Regions from separate parts of the Homo sapiens genome. Here region 1 is linked to region 2. A link is an interaction called in ENCODE POLR2A ChIA-PET data of the cell type or tissue named here. Cell type or tissue: MCF 10A. All regions are shown on one strand. Links, peaks and the distances in the headings refer to the core of each region. The heading gives the core; the rest is flanking DNA.

Region 1 (5,389 bases), core at 302-5,301, 83 kb before region 2:
AAAAGTTGAATAAAAACAAATATATGATTTCTTTTAAAAAAATTATTTATTCTGCTGAGTCTCTGTCAACACACATTTATTGTGTACCTACTGTGTGCCAAGCTCCATCCTAACGATGGTCTCTTATTCCCCCAAGATAATCTGTGATGAACATCACCTTTAATACATTGTAAGTTCTGAAAGATTGATTGAAAACTCCTTTCTTCCAGGTAAGTAGGTTATTCTCTAAGGAAAGGGCATTCATGTTCAGGTCATAAGGGCATGATTATGCTAATAACTGATCTCCAGGGTTAAAAAAAGAACCCATGTCCCTTCCAATATGCCTGAGATATAAGATAATCTACCATTTGACAAGATAAAGCTCATCAATTTCATCATCAGTAAAAAGAGGGCATAACTGGGATGTCACTAACTGCTACTGTTAAAATGAGCATGTATTAAAATCCTTATGGATGTCCCCTTCATATTCAACATTAATTAGAAACCTGCCCTATCTCAGTGTTCTTCTATAATCAATCCCCCTTTCCAGTATTACTAAGGTAACTGTAAGCCCTGCATGCCTGAACTGTCCTGGTTTACACCTGTTTTTCCAGCATAATTGTTAATTGCAACCCTGTTCACTGTCTGATGAATCTTGGTTTGGACGATAAATTATATGGTCAACCTAAGTATTAGAGTCCCTGGGATAAACAATCAAGGTGTCATTCTTATTTATTGGTATTGGTTTGTCACAAGCTGTGAAAACAGTTTTTCTTTTGCTTGTTTCTTCCTGAGTTGTCACGAAGACCTTCACATAAAATCACTCTCTCCCATTAAAGTAATTATTGAAGCCCCCTTCAGTAATGACCAGTTGTTTTAGTTTTCCTCCTCAGATTCCAAAGACCAAATGTAGAGATTATTTTTACTGGGTCAGGATCAAAATTGTTCAGAGGCACTAGCCTTGTATAGGGAGAATTTCATCTATCTAATCCACAAGAATCTTGAAGAGACATTTTTTCCTTGGTAACATTATCTCGAAGAAAGAGTCTGTGATTGACTACTAATTTTAGCCCAGAGGATAGAAAACTCAAATGTACTCAATTTCAATGTAACATATGTATTTGTGGCCTAAGATACTTAATGTCTCTAAAGTTGCTACAAGGGAATGAGTAATTGAAAGGTGAGTTTGGGTGGCCTTCTTAGACATAATCTCTGTTAAAACTATTTAATCTGTATGGTTCACAAGAAAGGTTTTCTTGAGTTGATGAGTAGAATGATATTTCTGATAAGATATTTCTACAACTATATTCTTGGCTGATGGTAGTAGCAGCACCACCATTTTTTCATTATTTAATTTTGGAAAATTGACCACTATTTTTTTCATCTAAGGCTGTGTCCTTATTGTACTGAAGCACCCAATCAACTCGATGTAAAAAAAGAAAGTCTTTTAAATAATGTGGAATTATGAAGACAAAACAACTAGTGAGGAAACTAAATTGTTTTTATCTAATTATTTTGTAACTCATCTGTGAACTATAGATAATTCTGCTGGTTTTTGCATTCCTGAAACAGTTGCTGTGAGAATAAATAATATACTTAGTAAAACATTATGAATGTTTGAGATAATAGATGCATAATGACTTCATCCTTGTTTGTAGCTTGCTTGAAAAATTAAATTGAATGAAACAGAGTAGCTTCAGTGTGTTTTTCTTCTTCTCCCTCTTTTTCCTCCTCCTCTAGTTAAAATGAAAGTACATTAAAAATTATTATTGGTATACATAGCTTCATTATAAGACACTGACAGATGCTGAAATATCAATGATACTCCTCTAGTGTTAATTTAAACAAATTCCATGCTTTTATTAATACTAAGAAAGTATCAGGAAAACTGGACTCCTAAATCCCTTCTTAACTTAGGGAACTGGGTTGAAAAGCTAAAGGAAATTTCTCCTAATAATTATGTCTTTTCCTATCTTAGGCATCAACTCCACTCCCTTCATCCTACCTCCCCTGCCTCTCCTAGGAGATGTATAAGAAACTCTGGAGAGGCTTCTTTCATATGAATTGAGACAGCTCCATTTCCAGGAGTTTCTGGGCCTGTTTATGAAACACAGCCTGAGAAATTGCCCAAAGAACCCTGCAGTTCTTGAGTGCATAGGGAAGTTCCATGACTTGGAAGTAATGGCATCAGGTGGTTGGAGAGGGTGGAGTGATAGACCAGGCTTCTAGTCTTCCAGGAAACCAATCGTACTGGGATCATCTTAATAGGTCATATATATTATATATTAAAAATATATGCAGCTTTCTTAAAAAACTAAAGGCCTGCCAAAAGAAGGTGAAGATTTCATAAGATAGAAAAATGTATTCCCTGATTAAAAATAATGACCTATTCCTAACTAAGGGACAAGAACTACCCATAATGCACTACATCTTCTTTTGGCAGGGGTACTCTGAGTAGCCTGTGCACGTCTCTGTAATTCTCAAGAGACTTACTCACTGTCTTCCAGCTAACAACATGAAAGGGATTTATTGATGTGCCAAGGCCAAGGCTTAGGTGTCAGAATTGGGAAATCTGTCATATGATTATTTGGTTGAAGAACTCTAGGTTCCGTAAATACTTTTGTTCCATGAGTGGTTCGTGGAAAAATTTAGAGGCTGCCACAGCAACTGTAAGCCTTCTGTATGGGAACTAGGCAGAGGAGAGAGTGGGGGTGGGATATGTGTTCACTGGGGAAAGGTGACATTTTTTAGGATGTATTTTGCTGGAAGGTTTACCCCCTAGCAGGGCCAGCCTTAGGAAATGCTGGGAAGTGGCTCTTTGGCAACATTTACCTATTTTGGAAGTGTTCTTCCTCTCTCCTACTCCTTCTCCCACTCCTCCCCTTTCCCCACTTACTTACCCAACCCAGAGGTGTAATTTTGTAATCTGGTTACCCAGAGTCCCTTCGTTGTGGCCCTTACCTGAGCTGATACGCTGTGGACCTTGTCCACTTCTCATGTTTGCCAAATTTCTTATCAGATTCTACCTGTATCATGCCCTATTCCCATTGGATATTTATTTCTGCCTTCCAAGGGAAAAGGAAGTGATCTGATAATCTAATTAGAATAAGAGCAGAAAAGGTAAAAACGATTTAATACATTGTTCCTCCTAATGCAGGGGTGGAGGGTAGGGGCTTTATACTTCAAGAGTGGCTTCTACAACAGCAGTGTTTTAACTTAAAGTTGTGAATTTTTCAGTGGTGAAATTCCAGGACTTATGTTTCAAATCGGTGGGAGTAATATTTTGGGGGCAAGAACATTTTTAAAACATCCTCAAAATCATGCACGTAGACAACTACCTGTTCTGAGTAAGGAAGGCCCAACTGTGGAGTTTGGGAGAGTCGGAGTATCTGTTTCGCATAGCCAGGTGTCATCGCAGCTGACAGAGGAGGTGCTGTCAAGGAGCAAGACAGCCTGAGAATGTGCCTGACTGCTCCGTCAACAGGAAGACTAGGGACTGTACACACCTTTCTCCTCCCTGGGGGTTGGCGCCATGGGCTGAGGCCAGGAGTGCCTGGGTGAGGGTGCATAGTGTATATATATATAGTGTATATGCACCTTCACCCAGGCACTCCTGGCCTCAGCCCGTGGTTTGACTACAGCTTATTCCTAAAAGATCAGAAAGGCAAATGATTCAGAAGTATGTGCAGCTGATTCATACTTGTAATATGTAATCTCACAATCCATGCCTGTTTTAAGTGTTGATGTGTTGCTGATGCAGTCTGCACTCTGCTCTCCAACTGTCTCTTAGAAAACAGCAACAATGCTTTATTTCTGATTACATAATGACTCAAGCCAAAGAACTTTTAAAAAATGCCCCAGCAGTTTTGATTTGACACTGTTTATGTTTCATTTTTGTTCTACTAATCCAATATTTTTTGAATATCTTCATAGCCTAGCCAGAACATATTCATTGAGTTATTGACTAGACAGGACTCTGATTTAACCTTAAACTCTTAGGAAAACTTCCCATGTGACTTACAGGATTTCTAGTGAGAATCAAGAGCACCATTGTTGATTCTTAATAATTATGTGGTTTTTGTATGTAAATGTGTGTCTTTCACATGCATAAATGCACACAGGGCATAAAATTTCCAGTGCCATCTAAGCATACACATGTGCACACATGCACATACACACACCCACTGCACAAATCTCTGGTCTTCATTTACTAATTGTTCTCTCATTTGAGCTAACTACTCTACTGCTCCTATAACTACTAAATAATAATTAATATGGAAAGATGCTTAAACAAAACAACCTAGAGTCATAATTGTTAAGTTTTAAGGAAGAATGGCATTGCTACTAGACACATGCAACTAAGCAAGGATTTTTGTAGGAAAGTGATGAGGTTACAGAACTGTTATAATCAGCATCTGCTTTATTGGCAAAAAGCATAAATAGATAGTTTAATCATCTTTTTAAATGGTCATATTGATTAAAACATCAAGAAATGCCATTCAGAAGGGTTTTTTTCCCCATTCAGAGTTGCAATGCAGATCTGTGTGTGAGCCCACACCATATTTGCTGTTTGTTTTCATGAAAATCACAATGCTAATACTGTTAGGGGATTATTACAGTGGTGAGCAATGCTGCAATGAGGCTAAATTCATAGAGTTCTCAATAAACCTGAGCAGGGGAAAATATATATGAGAAATAAAATATAAATATGAGAAATAAACAAAATAATTATAAATTAGGGTCAAGGCTGTTCTTTTCTGGGGAGGAAGCTATTAGTTATCATTATCGCACTACATTAAAGAAATTCTCACATCATGCAAGATTTCTAGATAATAATTGTTATAATTTTTGAGTAGCTAGTCTGTTCCAAGTACCATGCTTAGCACGTTATTTGCTTGGTTCTCATTTGGGCCTCATATTTAATCTATAGGTAGAAACTATTATCATGTCCATTTTCTATATATGGACATGATACCTAAAACCAATACCTAGAACATGTGAATTCAAAGTTGTCCCCAAACAGATCTAAGTGACTTATTTGGGAGCTGTGTTAGGATATGCAGACAGGGCGATATTTTTTTCTCTTAAACTGACTATTGATATGGGCTATCGTGTCATGATGTTTCAATGCATGGTCACACAAGCAACACATATTTTAGTTTTTGTCACATTTCAGTTTTCCCCCCTTTTCTATTACCTTTGTATCTCTGATGGACAAATCTAGCTCACTTTGAAGTTGGTTGCTATGGAATGTCTTCTCCAGTAAAATTTCAGGGTAGTTTATATTTCCCAGGAAGTCATCTTTAGACCTTTCAAAGGGATATTAACTTTTAAAAACACAAACACAGATAAAGTCCTAAATTTACCATGAGAGAATGTTACATCTCCCAGTGCCATCTTCCCAGTTACT
Region 2 (5,389 bases), core at 81-5,080:
TCCTTTTGCTACTGATTTATTTTCCTTAATGGTTGTAACAGCACTTTACAACTTTTTCATGTTGTGGTAACTTGGTACAGACAAGCCCAGACTGTGGAGACTACAATAAATACCTATCTCTTTAATGGCCAGACACTGATGAACATCCACAAGCATCAAGACCATCCAGGAAAACATGACCTCCACGAAACTAAATAAGGCACTGATGACCAATGAAAATGACATTATCTATACAATACATTGTAGAAAACTGGTGGCAATTTGGTAATATCTTTATGTATTTGGGGTAAACATTCATTATAATTAAGTTAGATAGCTATAAGTAAAATAAAACAGAGAATTTAAGAATATCTAAAATATTAAATTTTATATTCATATTACCTTAAAATATTAAATAGAAAATTTCTAAACAAAATAGTTTCAAATTGTTTTAATCAGATTTTCCTTTTGATTGAAATGGTTATATGCAATTCCTAATCAGGACTTTCAAATTATAATCTCTTAAAATGCTTGATAATCATATTTAACAAGAAACTTTTAAATATAATTTAGTGACAAAAGCTTTTCAACCATGTTTTAAAAATAATATTATTTAAAAACCTGATCACTATTCTTTTTTTTTTCACGGACAAGTGTAACATTGAAGTTTTTGTTATTTTGCCGCAGTGCAAAAAGAATTCTAGTTCAGTCAGACTTTTCTCTAATTTGTAGACTGCTTGGGCATTATCACAGTAGCCACTTTGAAAGGATAGTAGTGATATGCCACAAAAATGGCATGTCAGCCAAAGACAGACGGAGGTACCCTCCATATTGGGCTGAATAAGTATCTCCCCCAAAATTCATGTCCACCTGGAACCTCAGAATGTGACTTTGTAAATGGGACCTTCACAAATAGATTAGTTAAGATGACGTCCTACTGATTAAAGTGGGCCCTAAATCAAATAACTGGTTTTCTATAAAAAGAGGAGAGGACACAAAGAAATACATAGTTGCATAGGGAAGAAGCTATGTGATGATGGGGGCAGTGATTAGAGTGATATAGCTACAAGCCAAAGAACGCTAAGGATGGCTGAGAGCCACCAAAAGTGTGGAAGAGGCAAAGAAGGATTCTTCCCTAGATGTTTCAGTGGAAGCATGGCCTGCTGATTACATGATTTCAGACTTCTAGCCCCCAGAATTATGAGAGAATAAATTTATGGGGTTTTTTTGTTTTCGTTTTTTTTTTTTTTTTGAGACGGAGTTTTGCTCTGTCGCTCAGGCTGGAGTGCAATGGTGTGATCTTGGCTCACTGCAACCTCTGCCTCCCAGGTTCAAGAGATTCTCCTGCCTCACCCTCCCGAGTAGCTGGGATTACAGGCGCCTGCCACCACACCCAGCTAATTTTTTTTAGTAGAGACGGGGTTTTGCCATGTTGGCCAGGCTGGTCTTGAACTCCTGATCTCAGATGATCCACCTGCCTCGGCCTCCCAAAGTGTTGGGATTACAGGCGTGAGCCATTGCGCCTGGCCTCTGTTGTTTTAAACCACACAGTTTGTGATGATTTGGGACAGCAGCCCAGGAAGACTAAAACACCCTCTATGAGTGAAGACAGATGAGACACACTTTCTGGAGCTTTGTCTTTCAGGAGACCTTGATTGGTTTTCCACCTTCCACACCCTCAAGCAGCTACATATTGGTTTGCATACTGCTACAGTTTGGATATATGACCCTTCAAAATTCATGTTGAAATTTGATTCCTGATGTTGGAGGTGGGACCTAATTGGAGGTGTTTGGGTCATGGGAGCAGATTCCTCATGAATAGCTTCCTGCCAACCTCCTGGTAATGAGTGAGTTCTTGCTCTATTAGTTCCTGTGAGAGCTGGTTGTTAAAAAGAGCTTGGCACCTTCTTCCTTTCTCTTGTTTCTGTTGCCATGTGATCTCTGTACAAACTGGCTTCCCTTCATTGTCTGCTGGGTGGAAGCAGCCTGAGGCCCTCACAGGATGTAGATGCCTGATCTATCCAGAATCATAGACCAAATAAACCACTTTTCTTTCTAAATTACCCAGCCTCAGGTATTCCTTTATAGCAACACACATGGATGAAGACACATGCCATGTTCCTTGGGCAACAAGCTTATGATCTCCTCCATCGACTCCACAGGCTGATTGTTATCCACAATGGTCAGTCTGCAGTTGGCTGCTGGAGTGGATGTTCAGGTTGTGGAGTTCCTGCTGGGCTGCACTCAGTGAGTTTAGGCAGTGGACAGGGCATGATGACATTAATAGGGCTCACCCTCCTCAAGAACTGTGGGACCACCACCATTCTGCCTGAGCAGTCCTCCTCAGGGCCCTGAGAGAAGCTGTGTTTGGGCAAAGGTAATTAGCCAGGTGGAAGCCTTGATTGCCCCAGGCCCAGCTGATCACCCCAAGGGCTGATGCAATCCTCACACTGGTTGTGGAACTCAGCTCTCACTAGCAAGCTTCAGCATGTACCTATATGTCAAAAATTGCCTCCAGTGCTTGCTTACCACTGTAGAGTTTTGTTTTCTCTTCTCTGGCCCTTGAGGGAAGGGATCCCTTTCTCACTTTTGCTACAGATTTGATAATTATTACATATTTTATTCAGCTTATTTGCTTGTTCTGTACTGGATGGTTTTCTATGAAAATTCAGTCCATCTTTTTGGGGGAAATGGAATGAGGCTGACTTTTCTTTTATCACAGTCTAGGTCTTCACGTGTTGCTGTGCCTTGATGTAGGATGTTGGTATATCTTTCTTGTGAAATAAGCTTGCGAAAGCACAGGAAGCTTATGTCCTTGATTTATCAGAACCTTATATTGACTACATTTTCAGAATCTTAAATCAGGATATATGGGCAGACAAATGAGGCCATATATTATGGACAAAAGGATAGAATCTTTGAAATTTAAAATTTTATGGCAAAAGCAACTAATTATCCAGTCTATCATTAGACTCCCTTGCTTTCAAATCCCCAACTGGCCACTATTTATTAGCAGTGTGACATGAACAAGTAGTTTACATCCCTTACTGTCAACATCCTTATCTGTAAAATAATATTACTTACATCATGGAACTGTGGTGAGAACTAAATAACATAATCCATATAAAGCACTCGATCCATAAAAATCCACGTTATGTTGAGCAATACAACCCTTGCTCAACAAACAGCTGTTGCTGTTATTGTTACTGGTGCTGTTTTGCTACTCATGTCAGGACTAGCCTTTGGTAAAATTAGTAGGAAAACAAGGCTTGGGTGGACATCCTCTCCTTCTCCTGCTATGTGGTATCCTCTCTCTACTTCACATGCTCCTCTCTCTTAGGCTTGCTGGGGCCTCCCAGTGAGATCTAATTCCTGATACTGCCCTTCCCTCAATGACAACAGTCTGCGCTTTGTCTCCCATTTCTCCCTGCTTTGGTTAAAATGTAGCTGGATATGCCCCATCCTCACCAGACCTTTATTTTTCCAAACTGTCCTGAAAACAATGAAAACCAAGGTGAAAATAGAGGAGAAGCTACTTAATGATAATACACCACGTAGAATGTAACAGTGGTTGTGAATGCTTCCATTTAAAAAGTACTTAATAGGATGGTTATGGGTATGTAACCAAGCCCTTGCACTGTGAATTTTTAGGCTGGAAAGTTTTTAGTATCATAGAGACATTATCCACAGAAGATGAGCAAATATGAGTTAGGGCATGAAAAAGTAAATATATAATATTATTATTCCCATTTTGCAAATGAGAAAACTGTTGCTTAAAGGCACATATGCAATTTTCTTAGGTCACACACATATTCAATGGGAAAGATGTGCATCAGCTCTTTCTAAATATAGAGCTATGGCTCTTACACACAAAGTCAGTGAACATTAATCAGTGGGTAAGATGTGTATGGGAGTCCAAACCCAGCACAAAGTACAATAGGAAGAAAAGGGTAACAGCAGCAATCATGGCAGAAAGACTAGAACAATAAAAAACGGACTTCCAGAAATTTAGAGGGTGTTTACGAAGCCATTTACTAATATGCCATCCACAAGTAATGTTTTACTGGGTAAGGAAAATTGTAGATCCCAAGAATAATACAAAAGAGAGTTAATGTCACTCTGAGACCTTGAGCCTAGCTAGAGGGATGAGAAGAATTTAGCTGTCCTTTGCAAGGAAGTTAGTGGTTACCTAAGAATCATACTTCTTCTGAAGAAATATATATGTATTATAATTTGCTGACTTTCCATGTTCATTCTTTAGTTCACTAGTCACCTGCGTAGGTAAGCTAGTAATGCTGTTTGGAATCCAATAATAATAGAATTGGCTTAAGCCTAGCAGACTATGTATCAATCAGCTTTCTGGCAATTTTGTTTCTAGTTTATCCCAACCTCATTCTGTGTATTAATCTCTTCGATTACAAATTTCAAGAATAAATAATTTCTTTCTATTGTTGATAAAGGAGAAACATCTAAACCTGATTGTACGTTTAATTGATCTCAATGTAAATAAACTTGGGATTATGGATGAATTAATCTACCAGTTAAAAAAATATCTGTAGCAGAGAATGCCCCTGCTTTAAGCATAGTCAGGTAACCTAATTTCATGAAGGCAGATTTCTTTTTTTGCTTGCAGGAAATGTAAGTGCTGACTCCTTTGTTCCTTCTGAATGTTCTATCAAAGACTATTTATAATGAGGTGCACCATTATTCAGTTGCTTTAACAATAAAGAGCAAAGTTGTTGCTAACCTCATAGAAACCAGGGCTAAGTTAAGACCCTTGTTTTCTGAACTCGAGTAGCCAACCTGATTAAAAAAGGAAAACTAAAAGATCCACTTCCTTCTCCTTGTATTTCTCATCACAACTGTTCAAAATCCTTTCTCCCATACAACCCACTGAGGTGGACTGATTTGCATGAAATTGTGTAGTGGGTGATTAAGAGGTGAATCTCTGATGTTGAAGTCCTAGCTTTGAAACTTACTAGCTGTGTTACTATGGCAGGTTATTTCACCTCTTTAAGATAAGATTCTCTCATGTATAAAGTGGGTGCAATATTAAGTTTTACAGGATTGGAGTAAAAATTAAATGGAATTGGCCGGGCGTGGTGGCTCACGCCTGTAATCCCAGCACTTTGGGAGGCCGAGGCGGGCAGATCACGAGGTCAGGAGATCGAGACCATCCTGGCTAACACGGTAAAACCCCGTCTCTACTAAAAAATACAAAAAAAAAAAAAAAAAAAGCCTGGCATGGTGGCGGGCGCCTGTAGTTCCAGCTACTCAGGAGGCTGAGGCAGGAGAATGGCGTGAACCTGGGAGGTGGAGCTTGCAGTGAGCCGAGATTGCGTCACTGCGCTCCAGCTTGGGTGACAGAGTGAGACTCTGTCCCCCCGCCAAAAAAAAAAAAAAAAAAAAA

The links. Peaks named below come from ENCODE experiments on the same cell type or tissue, not always from the same donor. Only the 100,000 strongest peaks of a DNase experiment are listed, where the experiment ranks them.
Region 1: POLR2A ChIA-PET joins it to region 2 with 11 read pairs; 2 of 35 experiments call an interaction of 5 or more read pairs at or near these places.

The regions. Positions count from the first base shown.
Region 1 is chr7:96,951,420-96,956,808 of GRCh38, reverse strand. The region is part of intron 1 of LOC124901703 (a long non-coding RNA gene); the gene reads right to left. Among named protein-coding and RNA genes, the nearest start is that of DLX6, 51 kb to the left of the region's middle. In MCF 10A, for the core only: no CTCF peak of the experiment used is centred there; a DNase peak (open chromatin) is centred at 2,498.
Region 2 is chr7:96,868,176-96,873,564 of GRCh38, reverse strand. No RefSeq gene overlaps it. Among named protein-coding and RNA genes, the nearest start is that of DLX6, 130 kb to the left of the region's middle. In MCF 10A, for the core only: no CTCF peak of the experiment used is centred there; DNase peaks (open chromatin) are centred at 2,424 and 3,184.